Linked DNA regions of Mus musculus: regions 2, 3, 4, 5 and 6 are each linked to region 1. The links are chromatin loops, found by intact Hi-C in ENCODE. Cell type or tissue: gastrocnemius. All regions are shown on one strand. Region 1 overlaps Fbxl18 (F-box and leucine-rich repeat protein 18). Region 2 overlaps Rnf216 (ring finger protein 216). Region 3 has its middle 26 kb from the start of Actb. Region 4 holds the start of Gm43380 (a long non-coding RNA gene). Region 5 holds the start of Tnrc18 (trinucleotide repeat containing 18). Region 6 overlaps Slc29a4 (solute carrier family 29 (nucleoside transporters), member 4).

What was found. A loop is a pair of places that touch in the nucleus more often than their neighbours do. Peaks named below come from ENCODE experiments on the same cell type or tissue, not always from the same donor. Only the 100,000 strongest peaks of a DNase experiment are listed, where the experiment ranks them.
Region 2: it touches region 1 in a loop (6-fold over the local background); 21 of 42 quality-filtered maps call a loop at or near these places.
Region 3: it touches region 1 in a loop (7-fold over the local background); 28 of 42 quality-filtered maps call a loop at or near these places.
Region 4: a loop joins it to region 1, with 6 times the contacts of the local background. A loop is called at or near these places in 20 of 42 quality-filtered maps.
Region 5: a loop joins it to region 1, with 2.8 times the contacts of the local background. A loop is called at or near these places in 11 of 42 quality-filtered maps.
Region 6: a loop joins it to region 1, with 2.7 times the contacts of the local background. A loop is called at or near these places in 4 of 42 quality-filtered maps.

What each region holds. Positions count from the first base shown.
Region 1 is chr5:142,877,916-142,881,915 of GRCm38, reverse strand. Fbxl18 (F-box and leucine-rich repeat protein 18) reads left to right here. Exons shown (of 5, transcript NM_001033312.3): 4 at 3,040-3,258. Among named protein-coding and RNA genes, the nearest start is that of Fbxl18, 15 kb to the left of the region's middle. In gastrocnemius, a CTCF peak has its summit at 2,403 (motif pointing left); DNase peaks (open chromatin) are centred at 1,491, 2,027, 2,407 and 3,125; H3K27ac peaks cover 1,651 bases.
Region 2 is chr5:143,064,406-143,068,405 of GRCm38, reverse strand. It overlaps Rnf216 (ring finger protein 216), which reads left to right. Exons shown (of 17, transcript NM_080561.4): 13 at 11-89. It overlaps Gm43380 (a long non-coding RNA gene), which reads right to left. Exons shown (of 3, transcript XR_003955828.1): 3 at 84-1,620. Among named protein-coding and RNA genes, the nearest start is that of Gm43380, 27 kb to the right of the region's middle. In gastrocnemius, a CTCF peak has its summit at 1,720 (motif pointing right); a DNase peak (open chromatin) is centred at 1,738; H3K27ac peaks cover 1,196 bases.
Region 3 is chr5:142,930,440-142,934,439 of GRCm38, reverse strand. No RefSeq gene overlaps it. Among named protein-coding and RNA genes, the nearest start is that of Actb, 26 kb to the right of the region's middle. In gastrocnemius, a CTCF peak has its summit at 1,923 (motif pointing right); DNase peaks (open chromatin) are centred at 1,517 and 1,937; H3K4me3 peaks cover 1,627 bases; H3K27ac peaks cover 3,405 bases.
Region 4 is chr5:143,035,273-143,039,272 of GRCm38, reverse strand. The region is part of intron 13 of Rnf216 (ring finger protein 216); the gene reads left to right. It overlaps Gm43380 (a long non-coding RNA gene), which reads right to left and starts at 282. Exons shown (of 3, transcript XR_003955828.1): 1 at 1-282. In gastrocnemius, a CTCF peak has its summit at 1,916 (motif pointing right); no DNase peak of the experiment used is centred here; H3K27ac peaks cover 914 bases.
Region 5 is chr5:142,817,375-142,821,374 of GRCm38, reverse strand. It overlaps Tnrc18 (trinucleotide repeat containing 18), which reads left to right and starts at 3,713. Exons shown (of 28, transcript NM_001122730.3): 1 at 3,713-4,000. In gastrocnemius, CTCF peaks have their summits at 3,280 and 3,479; DNase peaks (open chromatin) are centred at 2,589, 2,805, 3,533, 3,935 and 4 more places; H3K4me3 peaks cover 4,000 bases; H3K27ac peaks cover 4,000 bases.
Region 6 is chr5:142,721,409-142,725,408 of GRCm38, reverse strand. Slc29a4 (solute carrier family 29 (nucleoside transporters), member 4) reads right to left here. Exons shown (of 11, transcript NM_146257.2): 11 at 2,919-4,000. The coding sequence ends at 3,919. It overlaps Tnrc18 (trinucleotide repeat containing 18), which reads left to right. Exons shown (of 28, transcript NM_001122730.3): 28 at 1-807. Among named protein-coding and RNA genes, the nearest start is that of Slc29a4, 21 kb to the right of the region's middle. In gastrocnemius, a CTCF peak has its summit at 1,751 (motif pointing left); DNase peaks (open chromatin) are centred at 16, 527, 998 and 1,720; H3K4me3 peaks cover 182 bases.

The sequences.
Region 1 (4,000 bases):
AGACAGGGCTGGTATCCATACCTGGGTATCCGTGTGCTTGGGTCCTGTGCCTTCCCGCTATACTTGCCTTAGGAACCTGCCTGTGGGGCTTTCCTGTTCCTCCAGGTTAGGGGTCCCAGGCAGTTGATTGTGGTGGCACATGCAGTAACTGTGGCTCCCAAGTGTGACAGACAAAGGAAGCAGAAGGAAATGGAGGTGCTGTGACTGTAGGGAGGAGTTCCCACCTCTAGAGGCTAAGGCTGGGGCTTTACCTTGAGTTCAAGGTCAGTCTGGGCTAGAGTAAGACCCTGTCTTCAAAAGCAACAACAGCTCCCACCCCAACAAACAAAAACCCAACCAGATAGAGACTGCATGTCTGACATCCCAGCACTCTGCGGGTAGAGGCAGTTCAGGGTTATCCCTGGCTTCATAGTGACTTTGAAGCCTGCCTGGGCTACACAAATCCTATTGTTAGCAACAACAAAGACAACACAGATGTAAGCCTTGGGTTCCCCTCTGCATTTGTGGAAACTTTGTAGCTGTAGCAGGCAAACTACAGCAGCGGCCCCTCCTCCCTTTCACAACCGCCTTCCGCAGTTCCCAGGCGGACAGATGAATGAATGCCTTCCTCCCTGGCTGCATCTGTGTAGTCACCAGTCATCGGGCCTCCCTCCCTCCGTTTCCCCTGCTTCCTTTGTGGTGTCTCTCACACCTTTGTCTTCCTGTGCCTGGCCTGTCACACCCCTGGCCTTTCCTGAAGCCACAGTTAGCGCATGCATAGTCATTGTTTGCCTGAAAGGCAAATGTGTAGAGATCCTGGCTGAGCCTGAAGCTCAGTCAGTAGAGGCCTTCCATCCTCAGTACCATCTGTATAAACTGGGTGTGCTAGGATACCTGCGAAGCCAGCCCGGGGGGATGGGCAGAGGGAGGAGGGTCAGAAATTCAAGTTAATGCTTAGCTACGTAGTTTGGGCCCGGCTGGGCTGTGTGAGACTGTCTTGTTTCAAAAAAAGAAAGAGGAGAAAGGAAAGATGGATCAGAGAATGCTGCTGTTTGGCGGATGACCTCTGCTGGCTACTGCTGTCGCCTACTTCCTTTGGTTTTATAGATTCAAGGAACCCAGGGGAGCCTTTGAATCTTTTAGAGCCAAGATCTTTCTAGATCTTCTGCTCCCCCTGCACCGTCCCCCCATGTTTGTTTCCCGCCTGTCCATCAAACCTTGTGTTTTTGCAGTAGGCATGGTGGTGAACACCTCTGATCCCTGCTCTCAGGAGGTTGAACTGGAAGACTGGGTTCCAGGCCAGCCTGGGCTGTATATTGGTTTGTCCCGAGAGCCAGCATCCTTTGCAGAGGCAGGACCATGTGTGCATCACAGGAGCCCTGCAAGCCTGGAGATGAATTCGTCTTGTGGGTCTTCCCCAGAGCTTGATCACAGTTCATGTGGCATCTCTGCCCGGGCTCCAGCCTGCGCCTGTCTGCTGTGTAAGGTACTGCCTGTTCTGAACACACAGGCTGCCAGAACACAGCCAAATGGCCCCGTTCCTCTGGATTGCTGCCTTCTGAGGCAGGCGTGCCCAGAGATGCTGCAGTAGGTGGCAGGAGCTAGCTATAGGCTCAGGAGGCTTTGTGTGCTCTGGGCTTGCTTCCTGGGTTTATGGGGGCTTAAAGGACACCTTTATTTACCTGGGGATGGTGGTGGTGTTCTGGTGGCAGCCCTGGGAATCCCAGGCTCACCTACTACCACCTCCACCCCAGCCTACCATGAACCTGAGCTGGTACCAGCCTGGCTCCCTGTGGGGTGGAGGTGCCACAAGGACAGGTTGTTCTAGATGTGGGTTTGGAGTGCACCCCTATGGCGAGAGGATCACGTGTCAGGCAGAAAAGGGTGCCACCTTTCCCACACTGGAGGCGGAGTATTCCCCTGAGTCACCCTAGGCTGCCTGGGTGGAAGCAAGAGCCACTTGAGCCAGGCCTGGCACAGTCTCAGGGGTACCTTCTCCCTCATCCCCCCTGGCTCAGAGTACAGCATCAGAGGGGAGAGGTGCAGTCATCTCAGAGCAGCATGTCCTTGCTGGCTGGTAGTTTGAGCCAGCTGGGAAGACGTGGAGGTGGAACGTGGCCCAATCTGGGTGGGTCCCATTTCCTTGTTCTCTGCCTACCCTCAGATGTCAGATGGTACCCACATTAGATAGTTCCCCGGCAGTGCTGGGTGCTAACCAGCCTTGTTCACGGGGGAGAGGGTAAGGGCTCATTGGCCCCACAATTGGAGGGTGACTGGTTGACCTCTGTGACACATAACATCTTTTAGGGCAAAGTTCTGTAAGTGGCTATCTACTTAGAAAAAGGTTTGAAAGTATGTATAGGACACAGTGTGTAACTAAGCCCCAGGATACCTGGGCTTTAGTGCAAGTCCATACTGCCACCTAGTGGTGGAGGTGGCAGCTACTGCTGCCTGGCACTGGGCTTCCACCCCGTGCTGTTAGGAGCATTGGGATGGGCTGGCTGGTTATCTCTCTCTCTCTTCTCTCTCTCTCTCTCCTCTCTCTCTCTTTCTCTCTCTCTCCTCTCTCTCCTCTCTCTCTCTCTCTCTCTCTCTCTCTCTCTCTCTCTGCTGCTCATGACCCTGCATCCCTCTTACCTGCCACTTTCTCACCCTGCGAAGCTATGGCAGAAGGAAACTAAATTCAGGGCTGGCCAGGACACCGGAGCGAGACCCCATCTAAGATTTAAAATCCAAAGGGCTGGGCATACGGTTCTGTGGTGAAGTGCTTGCCTAGTGTATGTGTGGTCTAAGTTCAGTTCCCAGCGTTGAAAATAAAAGTCCAGGTGGCTGATCTATCTCTGCCATCAGATCGGCTCCCTAGGGCAGTTGCATGTAAGTCCCCTAAGGCCAGCAGGTGTGGCTGTGGCTGTATGAGAACTGGGGGGGGGGGGGGGGTTTGGGGGGAGGGCATACTGAAGATGGGATGTGATAGCCTTGAGCTGGCAGGTCTGTAGGCAGTGGCTAGCCTCACTCATCCCTGGAGTCAAGTCCCTAGAGCTCACACCCATCTCTCTGCAGGTTGGAGCAGCCCTACTTCAACGCCAACGCTCAGTTCTTCCAGGCACTGGGCCAGTGCTCGTCTCTGCAGCGCCTGTGCCTGGTATCTCGCAGCGGCACCCTGCAGCCAGATGCCGTGCTGGCCTTTATGGCCCGTTGCCTGCAGGTCGTCATGTGTCACATGTTCACCGGAGAATCCCTTACCACCTGCAAGAGCCTGCAGCAGTCGCTCCTCCGGAGGTGAGTGGCAAGGCCTGGCAGCTGACCGGGAGGTCTCAGACAGTACTGCTGTCCCCAGGACTCAGTGTCCTCAGCCCGTTACCGACTTTGAGGAGATGGAGCACCAGATTCTAGCAGCATGATCAGAGGGCCTGGCCTGCTGCAGGGGACTAGTTCCCATGGATAGTCTCTGGTCTCAGCCATGGAAGGCTGAGACAGAAAGAGCCCAGGAGTTAGGGCTAGCCTCAGGTACAGAGTTTATCCTGGAGTCTAGAAGCCAAAGTTTGAGTTTACTGTGTCTGATGTGGGCCCAAGAAAGACTTCTTGACCCTTCCTTCCTTCATCCTTGTAAAGGCTGGACTCCCGGCAATTCAGAAGCTGAGGCAGAACTGGGAATTTGGAATACTTGGTGAATTCAAGGCAAGCTTGGCCTATAAGCAAGGCCATTTCAACAAGCAAGTAAGGGGCTGGGAGTTTAGCGTAGTTGGTAGAGTGCTTGCCCAGCTGACACTAAGCCCTGGGTCAGTTCTTACAACATGGGGCTGGAGAGATGACTCAGAAGTCATCTTACTGCAGCTGGGACATGCCAACACGCCAGAGGCAGAGGCTAGCCTGGTCTACAGGTCAAGTTCCAAGACAGCCAAGATAGCCTCTCCTGGCCACTTTGGGCAACTGTGTAGATGTGAGGCATATAAGCTTATGTGAGCTCACATTACATGCACATACATACATACATACATACATACATACATAAACAGATCTC
Region 2 (4,000 bases), 190 kb before region 1:
GTTGCTCCAGGTGCCCCTCCTGCAGCTTCCCTGCTCTGTTGGACAGCGATGTGAAGAGGTTCAGCTGCCCCAACCCACGCTGCCGAAAGGTACGGAGGACAGTGGTTTGTGTTTCTAGCACCTTGCTTGAGTTTGGCTTGCACTATGCAGGTGGCCTGTGTAGGCTGATGCATGAGAATAGTTTGCCTCTTCCATTCATGAAGCAAGAGAAGGTTGGTGATGGCAGTTGGCATAGTTACAGAGATGAAATTACTTGTGGAAATCCAATTGCAAAGTTCAGGATTTCTCGTCTATGTCATTTTATAAAGACAGGTGCTGTGAAAATGTGTCTTCTTCTGCTGTGTCGTATATTTTGCTTGCTCTTTTCCCTGTCCTGTACTCAAATACAGCACATACACACCTGTAAGTTAGGGAAAATCTGTATGGACATATAGAATTCTGTAATAAGGTAGTTATACATAAGTCAATTAATATAGAATTTGAAAGGCAAAAAACGTAAAAACTCTTCAAAAGTACTAATGGATTCACAACGTGTAAGAAGTGGCAGGTTTTCCCTGACTGAATCTGCATTTCATAACTACCAGGACCCCTTTGCCATCAGCCGCTGGCTCCACTCCGACAGTCTTGCAGTGAATTAGCCCGTTGTAGGGGAAGGAGTTTCAGTTTATTTGGCTCTGTGCTGTACGTCTGCTTATACCTCTTAATCAAGAAACTGGAGCAGTTCCGAATGACCATCCATTGCAGATGCAGGGACGTGGCGGCCAGAGACCTCATGTGCAATTTCTTAAGTAACCAGATGCAAGTAGCAAGAACTGAACAGCAATTGCCAGGTCTAGGCCTAGGGAAAATAGGAGTTACTAGGCAGTGAGCACTTTGAATCAGGCCAGATGAAAAGTTCTTTATCTGTTTATACAACTTTATAACTGCTTATAGCTAGCAGTTCATAATGCACTGCACATCATGTGTTCTCAGCTTTTGCAAAGGACAGGGCATTTAGTTCACTTTGTGTTCTCCTGCTAAGATGGACACACGCCATGATGGAGAAATGGCTCTGTTGCTACTAAGCTTCAGGTTTGTCTCAGCAGCAGCTTCAGACCCCAAGGGTCAGAGCTGGCTGGACATCTAGAGAAGAGGAGCGGGCTTAGAGTGAGGCCGGGTCAGGCCATGTAGTTGGAAACGGAATGTGAATAAGGCAAGGTGCAGGAGAGTCCTTTGCTTCCATCCACTGCTTCCATCCACTGCATCAATGATTTAATGGGAATATGGAGGGTTTCAGCAGGAAAAAAAACAAGTGCCAACTGTGTGTTTGCCTGGTGCCTTCCAGTACAGTTCTCAGTGCACACTTGCGAAGTGACTAAGTCACCCATTCTAAAGAGACTGAGGCTGGAGAAGGATCGTGGAGTCTGGAGTTTGATGCAGTAGGGAGATGGTTACTGTGCAAATGTTGGGTGGTTCTCAGAGCTTCCATTTGCTCATTCATCTTATTTACAGTATCCACAGTGAAGAGATGTAGCACAGGATATTATAGCTTCCAGGACCATCTGTTTCAAAATTTAACCTTTACCTATAGATAAAGGCACTCATGCTCTAGGTTCTTTTTCTGCTCTTGGAGGAAAGTGTCTGTGGGAGATAAGATAAAAACCAAACCTATAATACAATGCAGAGAGGCATCTGTACGAAGCTGTTTTGTGTGAACTATGGAATAAGCTGCCACTAGATGGCACTAGCATTCCACAAGAAAAGTGCCCTCTCCCCCTTGGGTATTTCCAAAGTAGATGTGTCAGCACAACTGTCTTGTAAGCAGAATGGACAAAATTCTTTGAGGTTAGTGCTAAAGCAAACTACTGTGTGCATTCAGATTTAATGGCAGAGATGGTTGTGCTGTGAGGACATCTGCCTTTTCCTTTGTACTTGCCCCAGTGTGGCGCCCTTTCTCTTCAACAAGATGGTGGAACTGACAGTTAATCCTGGAGGATTTTGTATAAAAAGTGAGCCATGAGCTAATTTTGTCCTATGTAAGACCAAAGGCATCTGCTTTCTCACTGCAGTGTTTGCCAGGAAGCTACACTCAAGTTAGAGTTTCAGGAACCTGTCACTCTGAGATAAGGCTTTGATAGTGGTGCATTATCTGGGAAAGACTTGGTGCCCAGAATCCCTGAAGACTGAGACTTAAGACTGTCCTATAAAATAGGCAGGCTCTCATGGATGTGATGGAGTGTGTATCCAGACCTTCATTTCTCTGGTACACTCTGACATAAAGAATTCATCAACTTGACTCAGCATGTTGCTTTTAACAGTGGTTAAGTATGTTTGATATGGAGTGGAAGAAGGTATATTTTGGCAGGTTCTGAGATGGTTTCCAATATTCTATGGAATACTTTTTCCGTAGGTTCAAACATTTCCCTGTTGAATCTTTCTACCCTCTTAAATATACAAGTCTGCTTCTTATTCCACAGTACACATAGAGCTTTTTCAATGTGGAAAATTAGAAAAATTCTAGTAATGAGGTATAGATTTACCAGTGCACAGTAAGCAAGTACTAAGGAAGGAAAGATGGCCAGTGTAAAGAGTTGTATGAAAATAACATGAAGAAAATCTTGTTTGGATTCTTTCTGTGGACACTGAATGTCTATCGGTTGTGTAATCAGTCACCCATCTCTGCCCAGGATCACTTGAGTTTGGCTTATTCGTCAGTTTCCACCTACATACCCTCTTCCATGCTTGTCTTTCTTACAGTTGTCAGGTCCTGTGACAGCCTCTGTAGCCTTCAATGCTCATAACTCAGAGTCTGTGAAATATTACCAAAATTTACGTCTGCAGTAAACCAGTTTGTTGTTTAAAAAAAAACAAAAAACAAAACCAGCAATCTGCAGCTGCCTGCTGTAGCTGAGTGGCTATGTGAAGAGAATGTAAATTATCCAGCTGTCATTGCCAAGACAACTCTCCAGCTGTGGCACCAGGCCATTGCCACTTACTGGCCACGTACTAATTGGGGAACCTAGCTAGTCTGCTGACTCCTGGACTAAACCAAGCCTTCACATTATCCAGAGATGATGAAGCTTGGCCTTCATGCTCCTTCTGTCAGGGAGGACCTTTAAATCAGGAAGTTACAGTGACAAGAGCCAAAAGTCTTGGTGACAAAAGATTCTGAAGCCTGTAGGTGAGGGCTCACTTACTGGAATAAAGTCCATACTCCATTATTGGAGTCAGAAAGGGAGGAGTTAGAATAAGAAGTCCTTGTTATGAATGTGGTCTGTTCTTCCTGCAGTTTCCAGAGAGGTCGTAGTGAAGAGCTTCAGGTCTCCGGTGCTGTGGTGTTGCTGAGCTTTCTGTGTGTCCATTAGGGATGGAACAGAGCCCTTGACTCACCACTGGTCACTACAGAGAGACTGTGCTAAGTGGACACTGAAGCTTGACACCAGGTGATGTACAGTAGTAGAGCTAGAAACCCGAAGGAAAGCCCCAGGGCATCCCAAGGCCATAACTGGAAGCTGTCCTTCCATCAGACAGCAACAGTTAGTGCAAGTCCCACACTAGCAAAGGGCTTCAGAGTTGCACTGGTTTTGCTCAAATATTTCTGTCAAATTCCACTTTTACATTTCCTGTAGCAGGGGTTAGAAAAGCAGCTCAGTAGTTAACAGCACTTGCTGATCTTGCAGAGGGCCTGGCTTCAGTTCCTGATACAGTTTTGAACTGCCCTTAATTCCAATCTTAGTGATCTAGTGCTGCCTTCTGGCCTCCATAGGCACCAAGCACACACACAGTACACATGCATATATTGCAGGCAAGATACTTATATGCATACAGTAAAAATTAGTCTTAAAAATTTCTGTCAGAACAGCACCATACATCTGTTCTTCATGGGTTTCTTGACCCTGGAATGATTTTTTTTTTAAAGATGGATTCATTGATTGAAATGATTGATTATATGTGTGTACATTGTAGCTGTCTTCAGACACTCCAGAAGAGGGCATCAGATTTTTGTTACGGCTGGTTGTGA
Region 3 (4,000 bases), 53 kb before region 1:
ATTTATTTACTCATTTATTATATGTAAGTACACTGTAGCTGTCTTCAGACACTCCAGAAGATGGCATCAGATTTCATTGTGAATGGTTGTGAGCCACCATGTGGTTGCTGGGATTTGAACTCAGGACCTTTGGAAGAGCAGTCGGCGCTCTTAACCACTGAGCCATCTCACCAGCCCCTAAAAAATTTTTTAATTAATTTTTTATGGGATTCCGGCATGTGAGAACCACTGGGTCTGATTTTTAAAAAAGATGTATTTATTTATTTATTTTACATATATGAGTGTTCTATCTGCATGTATACCTGAGTGTCAGAAGAGGGCATCAGATCCCATTACAGGTGGTTGTAAGCACCTTGTGGTTGCTGGGAATTGAACTCAGAACCTCTGGAAGAGCAGCCAGTGCTCTTAACCACTGAGCCATGTCTCCAACCCCCAGGGAGATTTCTTTTTTTCTTTTTTTTTTTTTTTTTTCAAAGTAGCTACTCAGGCATTTAAGCTCTTTTTTTTTTTTTAAGATTTATTTATTGATTATATGTAAGTACACTGTAGCTGTCTTCAGACATACCAGAAGAGGGAGTCAGATCTCGTTAGGGATGGTTGAGCCACCATGTGGTTGCTGGGATTTGAACTCTGGACCTTCGGAAGAGCAGTCGGGTGCTCTTACCCACTGAGCCATCTCACCAGCCCAAATTTCTTTTTTGTTGTTGGTTTTTCTGAGACAGGGTTTCTCTGTGTAGCCCTGGTTGTCCTGGAACTCACTCTGTAGCCCAGGCTGGCCTTGAACTTGGACATCTGCCTACCTCTGCCTCCCACGTGCTGGGATTAAAGCTGTGCTCCACCACTGCCAGGTCCAGGGAGATTTATTTTTAGTTATCTGTGCTGGTTTCAGTTCATGCAGGAAAGTGCAGATGCCCACAGAAGCCAGAATGTCAGTTCCCCTGAGTTGGGAGTTATATGGGTCCTGTGGGTGGAGTTATATGGGTCCTGTGGGTGGAGTTATATGGGTCCTGTGGGGTGCTGGGAACTGAACTTGCAAGGCAGCAGTGCATGTTCTTAGCCACTGAGCCATCTCTCTAGCCCTTATTTATTTGTTTGTTTGTTTGTTTGTTTGTTTGTTTGTTTATTCATAGGCAGGGTCTGGCCATGTAGCCCAGGCTGGCCTACAACTCCCACTCTTCCTGCCTCTGCTTCCAGAGTGCTAAGATACAGGAATAGGCCACCACACCTTGATAGGAATACTTTCTACAAAACTGTCTGTGCTGAACATATTGACATTTGTTCTTACCCCTAAGCATAAGCATATAACACTCTACATATCGTTTTCATCCTATGCGTATTCCAAGTCAGTTACAAATGCTGGGTTTTTTTTTTCTTGTTTTTAAGTGGTTCCCCTGCGTGCCCAGACACTTTTGCAGAGGCCAGAGGAGGACTTGCAGGTCTCAGTTGTCCCCTTTCATTAAGTGCATGCCACGGATTAAACTAGGTCACCAGACTTGGCAGGCTTGGCATTTCCACCCGATGAGCCACCTTGCCAGCCCACGCTTTTTGCTTTGGTTTGTTTTTCCCCAAGATAGAAATGATCTGTGTGATCGATCCTGGCTGTCCTGGGACTCACTCTGTAGACCAGGCTGGCCTTGAACTCAGAGACCCCAGCTTCTGCCTCCTGAGTGCTGGGATTAAAGGCGTGCACCACCACTGCCCAGCTCTATGTTTTATTAAGAAGGATTCAGTCTATCCTGGACTTACTATGTAGCCCAGGCTGGCCTGTAAATCAGTGATCCTCATCTCCTGTCTTTCCAAGTGCTGGGATTACAATGGTGAGCCACCAAGCCTGGTCCTTGATGCCAGTAGCTGAGATGTCAGCCCTCACCAGTGTACCTTGGGGATATGGAGGACTAGAACAAGAAATAAGGTTTTGCCACTAAGTGGCGCCAGAGAGAGGTCTCTGGCCTGCTGGTCTCGCCCTGACTGGACCTCTCCAGTTTTTGTACCTACTCTGCCTGATCCCTCACACTACCTCCCCTTTCCTTTCTGCTCCTACCAGACAGAGCCGCAGCTGCCCCACTCAACCTCCTCTTGAGCACCCCACCCCCATCACTTTTAGTGCATTCTGGCCAAGTTGTTTAAACCTTGGGGAAGACTCGAGAGGCTGGAGAAATAGATAGCTCGGTGGTTAACAGCCTTGGCTACTCTTCCAGGGGACGGGAGTTTAATTCTCAGAACCCACACGGTGCTCACAAGTTCATGTAACTGCGGTTCCAGGAGAGCTAGTGCCCTTTTCTGACTCTCAAAGGCACCAGGCAAACACCTGGTGCTCAGATATACATGCAAGCAAGCATCTGTATACGTGTGAAAATAAAAATGAAAATTTAGGAAGGAAGAAAGAAAAAGAAACTGTGAGGGGTCATGGGGAGTTTCCCCTGGAGGATTTGGGTAGGGCATCAGACACATGCACAAGAGGACCCGTAGGATCAATTTCTTTCTTTTTGTTTTGTTCATTCGTTTTCAAGACAGATTCTCAGTGTGAAGCTCTGGCTATCCTGGAATTTGTGAGATCAGGCTACCCTTGATCTCACAAAGGTCTGCCTGCCCTGCCTCCTGAGCATTGGAGTGGGCGTGTCCACTCCATGTGGCAGACAACTTTAATCCCAGCATTTGGGATTTGGGGGGTAAAGGCAGCGACAGGCAGAGAGCTCCAGGCTAGCCTGGGATACACAGTGAGACCCTGTCTCAATTTTTATTCACACACGTGCAGATCAGAGAAACTCTGGGAGACTGCTTCTCTTCCACCATGGGTTCCGGCCACTGAACTTAGTTTGGTCTTCAGGCTTGCACCACAAACGCTACCTAAGCCATCTTGTTGGCCCTGGCCTGGAACTTTCTGGCCTCTGGCCTTAGCCACCTGAGTCCTGGAATCCCAGGCATGAGCCACCAGGCCAGTCCTCTTTGCCCTCTGTCACTGCAGCCCTTTCATCAGCCTACGCTATCCTCTCTACCTCAGGGGTTCCGTGAGCTCTGCACCTGCCCCGAGACGTCCTCACTGTCCAAACAGGCGGCTGAGGTTCCGGACACCTAGAACTGGAGTCTATGTGACCTGCCCAACTGGGTCCTGCTAAGTGTGCTGGCCTTGAGCCTTACCTGGAGTGACCCCAGGCTAAGGGACAGGACAGGACAGGACAGGACAGGACAGGACAGGACAGGACTAGAGTCTGAGCTTTGGGACTGGCTGGCCCCATTCCTTAGAAACATAAGCCTTTACAGCTAGCCATGAACTAGCCACAGTGAGCGGATCCCTCCCACCTTAGTCTTCCCATCTCCCAGAGAGGCTGAGACAAAGGACGCTCAATACAGCAGACTCCTTTGTTGAGCACCTACTGTGTACGTGGGACTCATGCCTCAGCCTGTGTGTCATAGTTTCATAACAACCCCTAGTTCGGGGGACGGGGGTGGGGGGGTGGGGGGTGTTTCAACCTGTGGGCCACATATCAGATCTTTATATGTTACAATTTGTAACAGTAGCAAAACTACAGTTATGAAGTAGCAACCAAATAACTTTATGGTTGGGGGGTCACCACCACATGAGGGACTACATTAAAAGGTCACAGCGTTAGGAAGGTTGAGAACCACTGCTCTAGAGAGATTAGTGTCTTATAGCCTAGAAGAAACAGGGGAAGAGGTAGCTCACTCAGTTCGGGACAGCCATTTTGTCTCTTTGTTTCTAGAAAGTATCTTTTCTTGAGGCAAGGTCTCATTGTTGCCTTGGCTGGCTTGGAACTTGGTATGATGGGCTTTGAACTCTTGATCCTCCTGCCCCTCTGCCTCCCTAGTGCTAAGATTATAGACCTGCATTGCCCGCCACACCAGGTAAGACATTTCCAATCTATGGAAAAGTACAGATCTGAAGGAATACAAGCATGGTGCCCACAGACCAACTGTTTCTTCCCCAGCTAAAAGCACTGACAGCATTCAATTCCCAGCATCCCCATGGTGGCTCACAACT
Region 4 (4,000 bases), 160 kb before region 1:
GTCATTTTCAGGAAGCAGGTCTTAAAAGAATAAGCTAGCAGCCATCAGGCTTGTTGGTACTGAATTGTCAGAGAGGTAAAGAGGCAGAGCCAGGCCACTCCATGAAGTCTGTGTTTAGGACGTCTGCTGAGTCAAGAGCTGTACCCTCACTGGTCCTTGCACTGCCCAGAAGATAGCAGACCAAGGCGTTGAACTCCAGCCTGTCTCCATCACTGAAGCCTGAGCTCCTCTCACACATACTGACTGGTTTCTGTTCCTCTCAGTAGATTGGGCAGCAGATGGGGAGACTTAAACCTCAAAAATAAAAGTGGAAGGAAAACCAATGGGACTTTCCAGTTAGCAACCCCAAAATATACCTGAAATCAGGACTCAGAGTCTGTGACTGCAAAACATAACTGTTTGTCACTTCTACCGCCAATCTGTTTACCCAGGATGGGGAACAGTAAAATATGTTTCATAAAACCGTCTGTCTGTCTGTCTCAGGAAACCACAAGAAGGGGAGACTTGGGCTAGTTGAGATAGCTCAGCAGGTAAAAGCACTTGCTACAAAAAACAAAGGACCTAAATTTGATCCCAGGAACCCATGAGAAAAAGTAGGATGCACTAGTGAGCATCTGTACTCGCCACACTCCTTCTGCAAGATGGGAGCTCACAGGAGACTCCAAGCTAGTGGGCACCTAGCCTGGGGACACAGTGCAGCAGAAACAAGATAAGAGGCGACCCCTGAAAGTTTTCCTCTGAACTTTGCTTGCTGGTGGCATGTGTGCACACATACCTCACACTTGCACCACACCCACACAAAAAGGAAAGTAGAAGGGTTTTTTTGTTTGTTTGGGTTGGGTTGGGTTTTTTGTTTGGTTGGCTGGTTGGTTGGTTTTTTGTTTGGATTGGGTTGGTGTGGTTTGCTTTTTTGAGACAAGGTTCACAGTATAACAGAGCCACGGCTGTCCTGAGCTTGATTTGTATACCAGGCTGGTCTCAAACTCACAGAGATCCGCTGGCCTCTGCCTCCCAAATGCAGAGATTAAAGTTGCCTGGCATTGAGATTCCATTTTCTTAAGGCTCAAAAAAAAAAAACCAGTTGAGTGGGGATCGTGGTCAGGTAACAGGAGAGCAGGCTCAGCCAGGACAGATCCTCTTCCCCAAAGCCCAGTTCTTAATGTAAAAGATAGTAGTAGACAGCAAGATGGGGCTTGAGCCTTCAGGATGCACATAGTTAGGAAACATATAGCCACCAGTTTTATATTTAGATTTTCCAGCCTAAATATAGACAAAAACTCACCTGTACCAATAGGATAACTGTTAGTTAATATATCCCAGTTGGATGCCTGTCTAGCATTTCTTTAGCTTACTTCTTTACTTCAAATACAGGTCTTCTCTACCATCCACCTCGTGACTGTGACCTTCAGCCCTCTACCTTAATCCTTACGACATTCCTGCCTGAATTTATCCCCTTAGTACTTATAATGCTGTCTTATTTGTATTTCATTTATTTAACATGTCATGATCCCCCACCAGTGTAACTTCCTGGCAGGCACAAGATTCTTTTTTATCCCCAGAATAGGACCTATGGTGCCTAGAAGGAACTCAGGTGGATGTTTGTAAGCTTCTGTGTAAATGTTTGCTTGTCCAGGTGTTGTCAATAATCTGCTGAAGGACCTCAGAGAAACCAGACTCAGCTTTTATTAACTTCTGGGGAGGAATTGGTGGGTTTGACATGAAGTCAGTTCTGATAAAGGCAAACTGAACTGTTACTAATGCCAGGAAGGCTTTGCCAGCCACTTTATCTCAGAACCCTGATCCCAACTGTAATGAAGAAAGCCGTCCTGTGACTCTGATATCCCTAGAAGTGATATCCAGTCTCCAAAGCAGGGTAGATGGAAACCAAATGGCTCTTACACTCTTTTGTCCCTAGAGGGCAGCATTAAGACAGAAACCCAGATCCTCCTGAAAGAGGTGCTTGACTTTCTAGCCTTATGGGGAGTGATGCTGAGTGGTTCCTTTACTGAGAAGTAGTGCAGTATCTGTCCAGTGCACACACACTTCAGCTTTAGTGTGTGTTAATAACATTTCTAAAACTTAAGGGAAATCTTTTCCTTCAGAAGCCCTTTTGCTAAAGAGAAAATCAAGATGAATGCAAGATTCGCAGCACTTAGCTGACCACACCCAGGTTGAAGTTCTGAGAAATGGTTTGTTTTGAAGCAGGGAAAACTCCTGGATGTAGAGTGCAACTTCTGGAAAGGTGTGAGCTGGTTGTCACGTACCACTTTTTAGAAAAAGTGGGAGAAGAGCAGGAACATAGAACCTGTAACTTGGGAAGTTGAAACTAGATAGATAGATACAAGGCCTGAGCTACAAGGAGACCTTTTCATAAATAAGTAAATAAATACACGCATACATACATAATAAATAGGTGCTGGAGAGATGGCTAAGAGCACTGACTGCTCTTCCAGAGGTCCTATGTTCAATTCCCAGCAACATGGTGGCTCACAACCACCTGTAATGTGATCCAATGCCCTCTTCTGGTGTGTCTGAGGACAGTGATGGTGCACTCACATATATAGAATAAATAGAAATCTTTTAAATAAATAATGAAAGATAATAATTATAATAAAAAACTTGACCATACCAGGTGGTAGTGGTGCATCCCTTTTAGTCCCAGCACTCAGGTGGCAGAGGCAGGCAGATCTTTTGAGTTTGAGCCCAGCCTGGTCTACAGTATGAGTTCCAGGATAGCCCGGGTTACATGGAGAAACCCTGTCTTGAAAAATCCAAGGGGGGGGGGGGGGAGAAGACGAAGGAAGATAAGGAGAAATACTGTAATGGCATGTAAGCCAAATGTCCCAAAAATTCAGGGTCATCAAGGTTTCCCAGATTCTCTGGTATTTGAAACATCTAGCCATGGGTTGATGTAGAGGATGTGGTCACTGGCAAGAGGCTATGGGCCTTGGCCATTCTCCAGGCTCCTCACTCCAGGTCTGAATCACACCTCAGTCCCCCTTCCATTCTCTCTGTATGCAACAGCTTCCCCAGATAACCTCAGGGTGGAGCAGCAGTGCCTCCCTTGCCTGGCCTGAACTTATCATGCTCAGTTCTCAGGGAACCCCAAGACCTGATAAGGGCCCACAATCCTAAAGGAAGATGGAGAGGGCGGGACTTCATAATGCCCTTCTCTCAGCCCTTTGCAGAGAGATGCCCTGACAGATGGATTGGCATTCAGTAGCAGTGGATGAAGAGGCAAGAATGGGCGAGTGAAGAGTCTTTTCATTCCTTTCAATACAGAAATCATTGCCATTTCAAATATCACCCTGAACCAGAACTTTGACCCAATTTTTTGATAGTAGTAATCATAATCACCAGCAGATCCTAAACAGCTGGTCACAGTGACACTTGTCTTAACTTAAGACTCAGGAGGCAGACACAAGAAGACTGGGCTATAGGCTAGTCTGTGCTATATGATGAGACTCCCAAATCACAAAAATAAAAAATCCTAATGGTCAGAGTCCTAGCCACTATTGCAGAGACAATTGATGAGTTTTCACAGGAAAGGTTCAGGGTTGTCGCGTCATGAGGAGTGACTGGCTGATCCTTGGCTCTGGCCTTTCTTTGTCCATGCTTCTTTCTATTGTCCCACCAGATGTGCAGAGTCACTGAAGGTGGGAGGAACAGCCACTTCCTTGTGGCCAGTTTAAGGTTACTTTGTTTAGCAGGCTCTATGGTGATCTTTAAAAAAAGAATAGCCTCAGATTTGGTCTGATTCCATCCTGCTGTTCACTGGGCCATTCTCAGGAAGCACCGTCTTGTGCAGCTGCGACCAGGCAGCTTTGCCAATGGCCCATTTGTGGCCTCCACATGAGATTCCACTGGGACCTCGCAGCTTGCCTTGTGCCCTTATACCTTGAGTTTTCCACTAAACAATGACCTGTTCTTGCCCACAGATCCCACATAGGGAAGCCGTGGGAATAGAGGGGAAAGAGCAAGCCTACAGCTCCATGGCCTT
Region 5 (4,000 bases), 61 kb after region 1:
TTCCACTCCCTGGGAGAGCTGGTTCACGGCAACCGATAGAGAAGGTCACCTGAATGAAAACTAGCTTTTCTTTTTTTTTCTTTTTGTATTCCCCACCCTCCTGCGCCCTGTTCCCCTGATGGAGGGGCATGGTGGAAACCTGTCCACACGGCTAACAACCTCCGGATTGTAGAAGATGAGGGTTCAAGCTTTCGTGGGGCAGAAGTGAGGGGAGCGCGGGGTTCCCTGGAGCCGGACAAAGGCGCACCGCAGGGAAGGCAGCCGCACTCAAGGTTGGCCTGTCCTCTGGTTTTACAACAAAGAGCTTTGAGTTTTGTCCGCGGGGACTCGTCCAGAGCTTCCAGACCTGGACCGGGTATCTGGAAGAATACACCAAAAGCCTCAGGAGTGTCCGGGGACAACCATGCCGGACCAGGCAGGCCAACCCGGTGGGTTGCCCGGGAATTGCGTCCTTGGACTTCGCGGAGGTCCCCCACGATTTTCTCTCCAGTCAGTACAACACACACACACACACACACACACACACACACACACACACTGCGTCAACAGAATTTTTCTGGCCACGGATCCCACCGGGTAAACAAGCGTGGGGGATGGGACGCGGAAGATGGCGCTTGGACTCTTGGTCCCTGCGGTTGTCTCCAGCTCAGTTTCAGGACGAATATACAGGGCTTTTGTAGATAAAGTGTGGCCCAGCCCGGCTTGGAGGTTATTTCCCCAGACCTGGAGACTCTCTGAAGTGGTGGTGTAGTGTAGCCTCTGCTTCTCTAGAAATGTCCCCACGCCCCAACATGGCTCCCGACCACTGTTAAATGTGGGGGACACAGGGACAAGGAGACCTGGCCTGTGCACCGCACGTTGTACTTGGCAGCCTTGAGAGTTGCAGGGGTTTGCTCAGTGTTCCCCTCCCGGGGGCCAGGGATCGGGGCCACCGTTCCCCAGGTTCAGCGCACCCGGTGGCCTGAGGGCCGAGTGGCAGGTCGAGAGGGGACTGGGGAGCCGAGCCGTACATTCCAGAGGGGAGCGGGTCGAGTTCCGCCCCAACCTCAGCCCTAATGAAACTCTGGGTCGGTCGGTATGCCACGCCGACGGGGCGCACACTTGAAAAATGCAAACGCCATCGGCAAATCCGGGGCAAATTGGAATAATTTTTTATTAGCAGCTAAATGATTTATGGCACACATACCCCGCCGTCACAATTACGGCGTCTTGGAGCATCCAGGGGTGAAAACATTAAACATTTATAAAAACAGGCCTTTGTTTTTTTCCAACCCCGCAAGCCTTTTGCACAATCCCCCCACCCCACTCCGACTCTCTCAAGATACATATTTTTTCTTGAGCTGTATTAAAATAAGAAAAACATTCTGGATCCCGGGAGGGATGAGGGGGTTGGGGGGAGACCAGGGCCTGCGCTCTGAATATTGGAGGGCGTTGGGGGGTGGGGGAAAGCGAGCGACTGAGGCGTGGGAGGGTTTAACTAGGAACCCACAAAGGCCTCTGGATAAGACTCAAGGGCACTAGGCGCCCCCCACCCCCTCAGCCCGTTTCTCTCTTGTTTCCAGAAGCCCTCGCAGCTTAACAGCATTTATTTTATTTCTTGCAATCAACTCCCCCCCTCCCCTAAGGCACACAGACACAATACCTCCTTTCTCTAACCCCCCTCTCTCCGTCTTTGCTCCTGCCGGTCCCCGGGCAGCACCGGTCGCCTCCGGTCGCCCCTGGCTGCCACTGAGACCCCGTCGCCCAGCTCCGAGCGCGCGGACACCGCCGCTCAGTTCCCCTCAGCTCCGGCTATTTTCGTTCTTTTCTCTCCCTCTCCCTCTCTCTTCTCCCTCCTCTCTCCTCCCCCCACCGAGCTCCAGCTTCTAAAAGAGGGCAGCCTAGAAACCAGCCCAGAAAGCTCCAGGAAGGGCAACTTGAAACTGCTCTCAAGAGGCTGAATTTTTTCCCCCCTTCAAATTTATCCTGGAATTAAATTAGACACCCCCAGCTCTCTCTCGAATCTTCCCTCTTTTTTTTTCCTTCTAAAAGTGGAGGAAAGAAAAATAGAACGGATGAGCACTAACTAGCTCATTAAAAAAAAACTCTCAAAAATTGCCTTAAAAATGGATTTTCTTAAAAAAAAAATAGCAGCAGCAGGAAAACGCTGAGTCCGCAGAGCAGGGCGAAAGAGCGGGCTTCTTTTGTTTTAATTAAAACCCTATAGTTGCTCTCGAGGTAGGATCTGCAAGGCTCTCTGTCTTTCCAAGCTTCCTTTCCAGGGTAGGTAATGCCTAGCTGGGCTCGGGCTCCGAGAGGGTGCAGGGGATCTCCCCACCCTTTAGAACGGGTCCCTTCGGCAAGGATCACACTCCCTGGGTCCCCAGTCAGGTAGACTGCCGTCGGCGGCTCCCTGCCACTTAACTTCGAAAGTTTTTTTTTTTTTTTTTTTTTTTTTTTTGCTGAAAGAGCAAAATAAAAGTACAAAGTCTGGGGGATTAGTGCTCCCCTCCCCCTCTGGCCGCCGTGGCCAGCCAAGCACTTTTGGGCTTGGCTTGCTTCCTCTGAGCTCAACAGATTTTTTTTTTTCCCTTTCCCGGTCTCGCCCTCCCTGGAGGGGGCGCGGCGGATGGAAGGCGAGAGAGGCCCCCAGCCAAGAGGTTTTTAATATTACACCTTAATAGGTTTCAGAAGGCCCCGTGGAGAAATGCTAATAGGGCTGAAATGTCAGAACCGAGAGGGATTCAGCTCGCGTTCCGCCGATCTAATCCTTTTTTCTGCTCTGGTTTTTCTTGGCGGGGAAAGGGGGAAGGAGGGGCGCCCACGCCAAAAGGGGCTTTGGGGAGGGGCGCGCGGTGCGCACTCGGCCGCAGAGCCCCACAGCCCGGGTTTCTATAGGAACCTTTTATAAGATGCAACTCACCGCTGCCGACCGCCGCGGCCTGTCCAAAATATTAATCAGTAAAGCCTTCTGACACCGCGTTTCAGGGAGGGGACCCGCAGGCAGGGGCAAAAGGAAAAAAAAAAGGCCTTGTCGCCTGCCTGCCCACCCCACCCGACCGCGACTGCTAGGGGGAAAGGGAATGAATCGCTGCTTTATTTTAAAAGGCGAGAGTGAGCGAGCAAGCGAGAGAGAAGCAGGCCTTGTTATTTTTCGTCTGAACCTCGCTCTTTGGAGTGGCACCCTAGAGAGGGAGCGCCGGGCGCGGGCGCAATGAGCAGCTCGCCGGTTCCCGGCTCTTCCCGGCTAGCTTGTCACCTCCTCCCGAAGAAGGAAGCTGACAGGAGGCCTTGCAATGCCCGGGATTGCGGCGACAACCATCTTCCTCTATTTTGATCACTCAGCCCAGACGCAGGAGGAGGGGCTGGGATGTGGGGGGAGGGAGAAGGAGAAAGAAGGGGGGGGTCTGCTGGAGCTGGTGTGGGGGAGGGCTGCCTAGAAACGGCTCGGAAAAATTCTCACCACCAGTTTTGATCATTCAGCCCCGCCGTGGGGAGCCTGGAAACTGCTGGAGCCCCGAGGTCCGTAATTGGTTTTATAGGAATGGCTGAGGGCCAAGGTGTTTACATGCGCGTGATGGGCGGCGAGCGGGACCAATGCGCTGCGGCCGGGGGCTGGCCCGAAGGGGGGGGCGGGCACCCGGGAACAATGCGTGTTTCTTCGCCTGCGAGGCTCCCCTCCCCCGTCCCCCTTAAGCCCCCCCTTCGCTTTTTTTTTTTTTTTTTTTTTTTTAGATCCAGCGAGAGGAACTTGAAAGGGGGGTTGTGTAATGTACCTTTTCCAATCCCGGGCTGTATATGGAGATTTGGGATTCTTTAAACCGGCGCTACCTGGATTTTATTAAAAAGCGGGGAGCTCGGCGGGAGGAAAGCTGGCTTTTCCGGGGGCTGCGGGAGCGGGGCCGCGGGAGGGCGGAGGAGTTGGCGCGCCGCGCGCCCGGCCCGGGGAGCGGTTTTCTACCAAAAAAAGGAAAGGCGGGCAAAAAGTGTGAGGCGGCTGCGGGTGGCGGAGGGGAGCGGC
Region 6 (4,000 bases), 160 kb after region 1:
CCTCTCAGGACAGCCTGGAATTGGGGAACAGGGAGGGCAGCCCAGGAGCGTCACCATACCCCGTGGGCCCCCCCAGCCCAGACCCTTACACTACAGAAATCCCCAATGGTGCTGAAATCCGCGCCCACGCCCGGCACGGCCCGCCCGGCACGGCCCGCCCGGCACGGCCCGCCCGGCCCCTCCACCAGGAGGATCCGAAAGGTTACCTGTACAGTTTCCTGTAGCCTGCCCCTGTATCATACACCTTTAAATGGAGTCAACTTTTTAATTATATATATAAAGATAAATATATATAAATATATATATAAACTTTTTAAAACTGTGAAAAATAGCTATGAAATTATAAAAAAAAACACATTCTGACGTGCAGAATATTATTTTTTATTTCCTGTTAGATCGTGAATGTCTAGCACCGGCTTTATGCCTCTCCCCCACTCCCCTGTACCCGCACCCCTGCCCATGTGTACTGTATGTGCCCCCAAATGGATGAGAGATGGAAATAGAAAGAGGGGGCCCGAGCCCAGCCCCCAGCTCAGCCCGAAGCACTTAACCAGTCCCCCTGTGCCTGCCAGACCCCAGTGGGGTCCCCGGAGGCTTTGAGCAGACAATCTTGAAGGAAGGAAAAGCCAGATTTCGGTTTTGTTTTTTCTTTTCTTTTTGGGGTGGGGGTAATTACTGTTTCCTGATTTTTTTTTTTAAGTTTCTTTTGGAATTTTGTTTGTTGGCAAATTCTGTGTGATCTTTTTTCATAAAAAAAAAAAAAGGAAAGAAAAAGAGAAAAGAAAAAATTTAATTGGAAAAATACTATGTCTTTGGAGTGACTTATTTTGGGGTCCTGGAGTGAATGGTAGAATCGGTGTAGAGGATCCAGGCGGGGCTCCTGTTCTGGAGCACCCAAAGATGGAGAGAGGCTGGAACCACACAACACTGGTTGTCAGTGACAGGAGCCCCACGTGCCGGGGAGGGGGCGGCAAACTAGAGGGTACGGCCTGGAGCTGTTCTACTGGGCACAGAGATGAGTTTGGTCCAGCATTTCAGGAAGTTCTCGAAGCCAGAGTGATCTGTCTTGTTTAAAATTCAAGAGCAAGGGCCAGGAGAGATGATGGCTCAGGAGTTAGGAGTGCCTGCTGCCCTTGCAGAAGAACTGGGTTCAGTACCCAGCACCCACATGGCAGCTCACAACCATAAGTAACTCTAGTTCTAAGGATGTGACGCCCTCTTCTGACCAGGTTTCATGTGGTGCATATACATGCAGGCAAAACACATAACTCTAAAACCTTCTCAGAGCTACAGGTTTTTAGGAAGATGCCTGCCTGAGTCCCATAACCATAAAACAAGCAAGCAGGCATGGCTGTGCCCTGGCCCCCCGAGCCCCCCCTCCCCCGGGAGCCCAGTGCTGAGTATGCCAGTCCAGCCAAACAGCAAGCCCCTGGTCAGTGAAAACATGTCACAGAGTGGGTGGTGCATGAGGGTTGACACCTCAGGATGCCTGCTAGCCTCCACATCCAGGTAAACATAGGGGTCCAACCCACATGTGGAAGGGTCAGGGTCACACACCCGTGTCTGGGTGGGGAATAGTTCTGGGGCCTGTGGAAGCTAGATTGGAGGACTGGCCAGCCAGAAGTGTAAATCTGCACGGATAGACAGGGTGGGGGTGGCAACTAGTGGTAACGTGGGAAGGCGGGGCTAGAGGTTGCAAGGAAGTAGGTGGTGAGTGGGAAGAGTCACATTGTTGCCATCTAGCGTCCACCTGTGGTATTACCACAGCCTTGGTCTGGGACCCTCAAGGGTTGCAAAGCAAGTCTCTGAGGCTACAGGACTTTCAAGTCCCCATTTTCCAATTCCATTCTTTGGGGATGCATAACAGGGAAAGGATGCCTCTGGACCTGGGGAGGTGGCTCAGTGAGTTACAGCATTGGCTATACAAGCAGGAGGACTGAGTTTGAATCCACAGAACTCTTCTAGAAATTAGTATGGCTAGCGGGGCTGGTAACAGGTGGATTCCAGGGGCTCACTGGCCAGCCAGTCTAACCTAAATGTTGGGGGACAGGTTAGGTGAGACAAGATGGTGTAGTGATAATGGACATTGGTTGTCTTCTTGCTTCTGTGCACACAAGCGCACACCGCACACACATGCACACACACAGCAACACCACACAGGGAGAGAGAGAATATGTCTCTAAATTGTCACCAGACACGCATGCGCATGTGCACACACACAGACAGAGAGAGAGAGAGAGAGAGAGAGAGAGAGGAGAAGAGAGAGGGGAGGGGAGGGGAGAGGAGAGAAAGAGAAGAGGAGGGGAGGGGAGGGGAGGAGAGAGGAGAGGGGAAGGGAGGGGAGGGGAGGAGAGGGGAGAGAGAGGAGAGGAGAAAAGAGAAGAGAAGAGAAAAGAGGGAAGGGGAGGGGAGAGAAAGAGAGGAGGGGAGGGGAGGGGAGAGGAGAGAAGAGAAGAGAAGAGAAGAGAAGAGAAGAGAAGAGAAGAGAAGAGAAGAGAAGAGAAGAGAAGAGAAGAGAGAAGAGAAGATGTCTCTAAATTGTCACCAGAACTGGGGACTGTAACCGGGAAGAATTCATTACTGGCTTTGAGCAGCCTGACTCCCAGACCCAGAGGGGGTAGAGCCAGGACCAGCACACTCCCCGTTTTGAGCTCTTCCTCCTGTGAGCCAGATGTAGAAATCCATATCTTTTCCTGTCCTCACAGAGGCAGCGGTTGCTAAGGCCCGTGCAAGCCCCAGGTGCTCAGCACTAGGCAATCATCAGTTCTAAAAACACCTAGCTCAGGACAGGTGGGACCACAAGTGTCTCAGCATTGTGGGGAAGACACCCCATCAGGGCCCCATTTTAATCTCCCCACCCTACCCAGTGGCTCACTTCCCAGCCCTCCCCCCACAAACACTTCCTCAGGACAGCGGTGGGCAGTCTCTGCCATATTTAATGGCCAGTGCGGTAGTCAGAGAACACACAGGTAGACAGGACACAGCAGGGACTGGTACAGGGTGGTCACGGCTGGGGCCACTGTGTGGAGAGGCAAGTGTCCCGGCTCAGCAAAAGCTCTCTTTGGCAGGAGGTCCTCCAGCCGATCCTGGCACCCACGAGTCCAATCCTCACCTTGCAGCCACTTGCCAGGGTTTCAAGTGTGTCGTGTCATCACTTGACTCTCGGTGGATGGGAGTGGGGCGGCCTAGGTCACGAGTGGACCTCAGCTGTCCCTGCATGATGGGTAAGTTGGATGGAACAGGAAAGAAATGGGACGTCCCTGTTAGCCGTGGCCCTTAGCCTGTGCTCTAAGAGGGGTGGTGGTGTGCATGGGGAAGTCCTCCACCTAAGGTGGGTGCACCTAGGTCATCTCTGTTGCTATGACTACAGGAGGCCTGTGTATGAGGAATGAGTTTTCCAGACTTGACGCTTTATGTGTGCGGGTGCAGGGGTAGGGCTGTGAAGAAGTGTCTAAGAACAAGAAAGGGACAGAACGGAGTTGGGGACTTTCCTCCAAGATTTCTAATACAGGGAGGTGCCCCCTGACCAGTAAATGAAAACCACATCGAAGACCATGGAACCACACAGTGGGGTCACACTGAAGGGAGTCAGCTCAGACTGTGGCCAGCCATTCCGAGTGGCTCTAAGACTGAATAAACGCCCCCTTGATGTGTGACAGATGCTGGGCCTCTGGACACAGAGGGTGAAGGGCAGGTGTCTGACCAAACACAGGACACGGGGAGGCGGTGCCCTGGGCGGTGAAGACAAGTTCCAGCTGTTTTGGACAACTGGGACAAGGTGGCAAGGTGGCGTTAGTGGCTTAGGAGGTGGCCAGGACCCCGCAGGCACTGAGGCAGGGGTGGGAGGGTCCTCAGGCCTTGGGGTAACTGGCCCAGGCAGCTCTTCCTGGGCAGGGGGCAGGATTGGGTGGGCCCGGCTCAGGGACCGACAGGGATGGAGTCGTTGGCGGCGGCGGCGGTGGCTGTTTGAAAGCAGCTGCCGTGGGCATCTCGGGTGAGG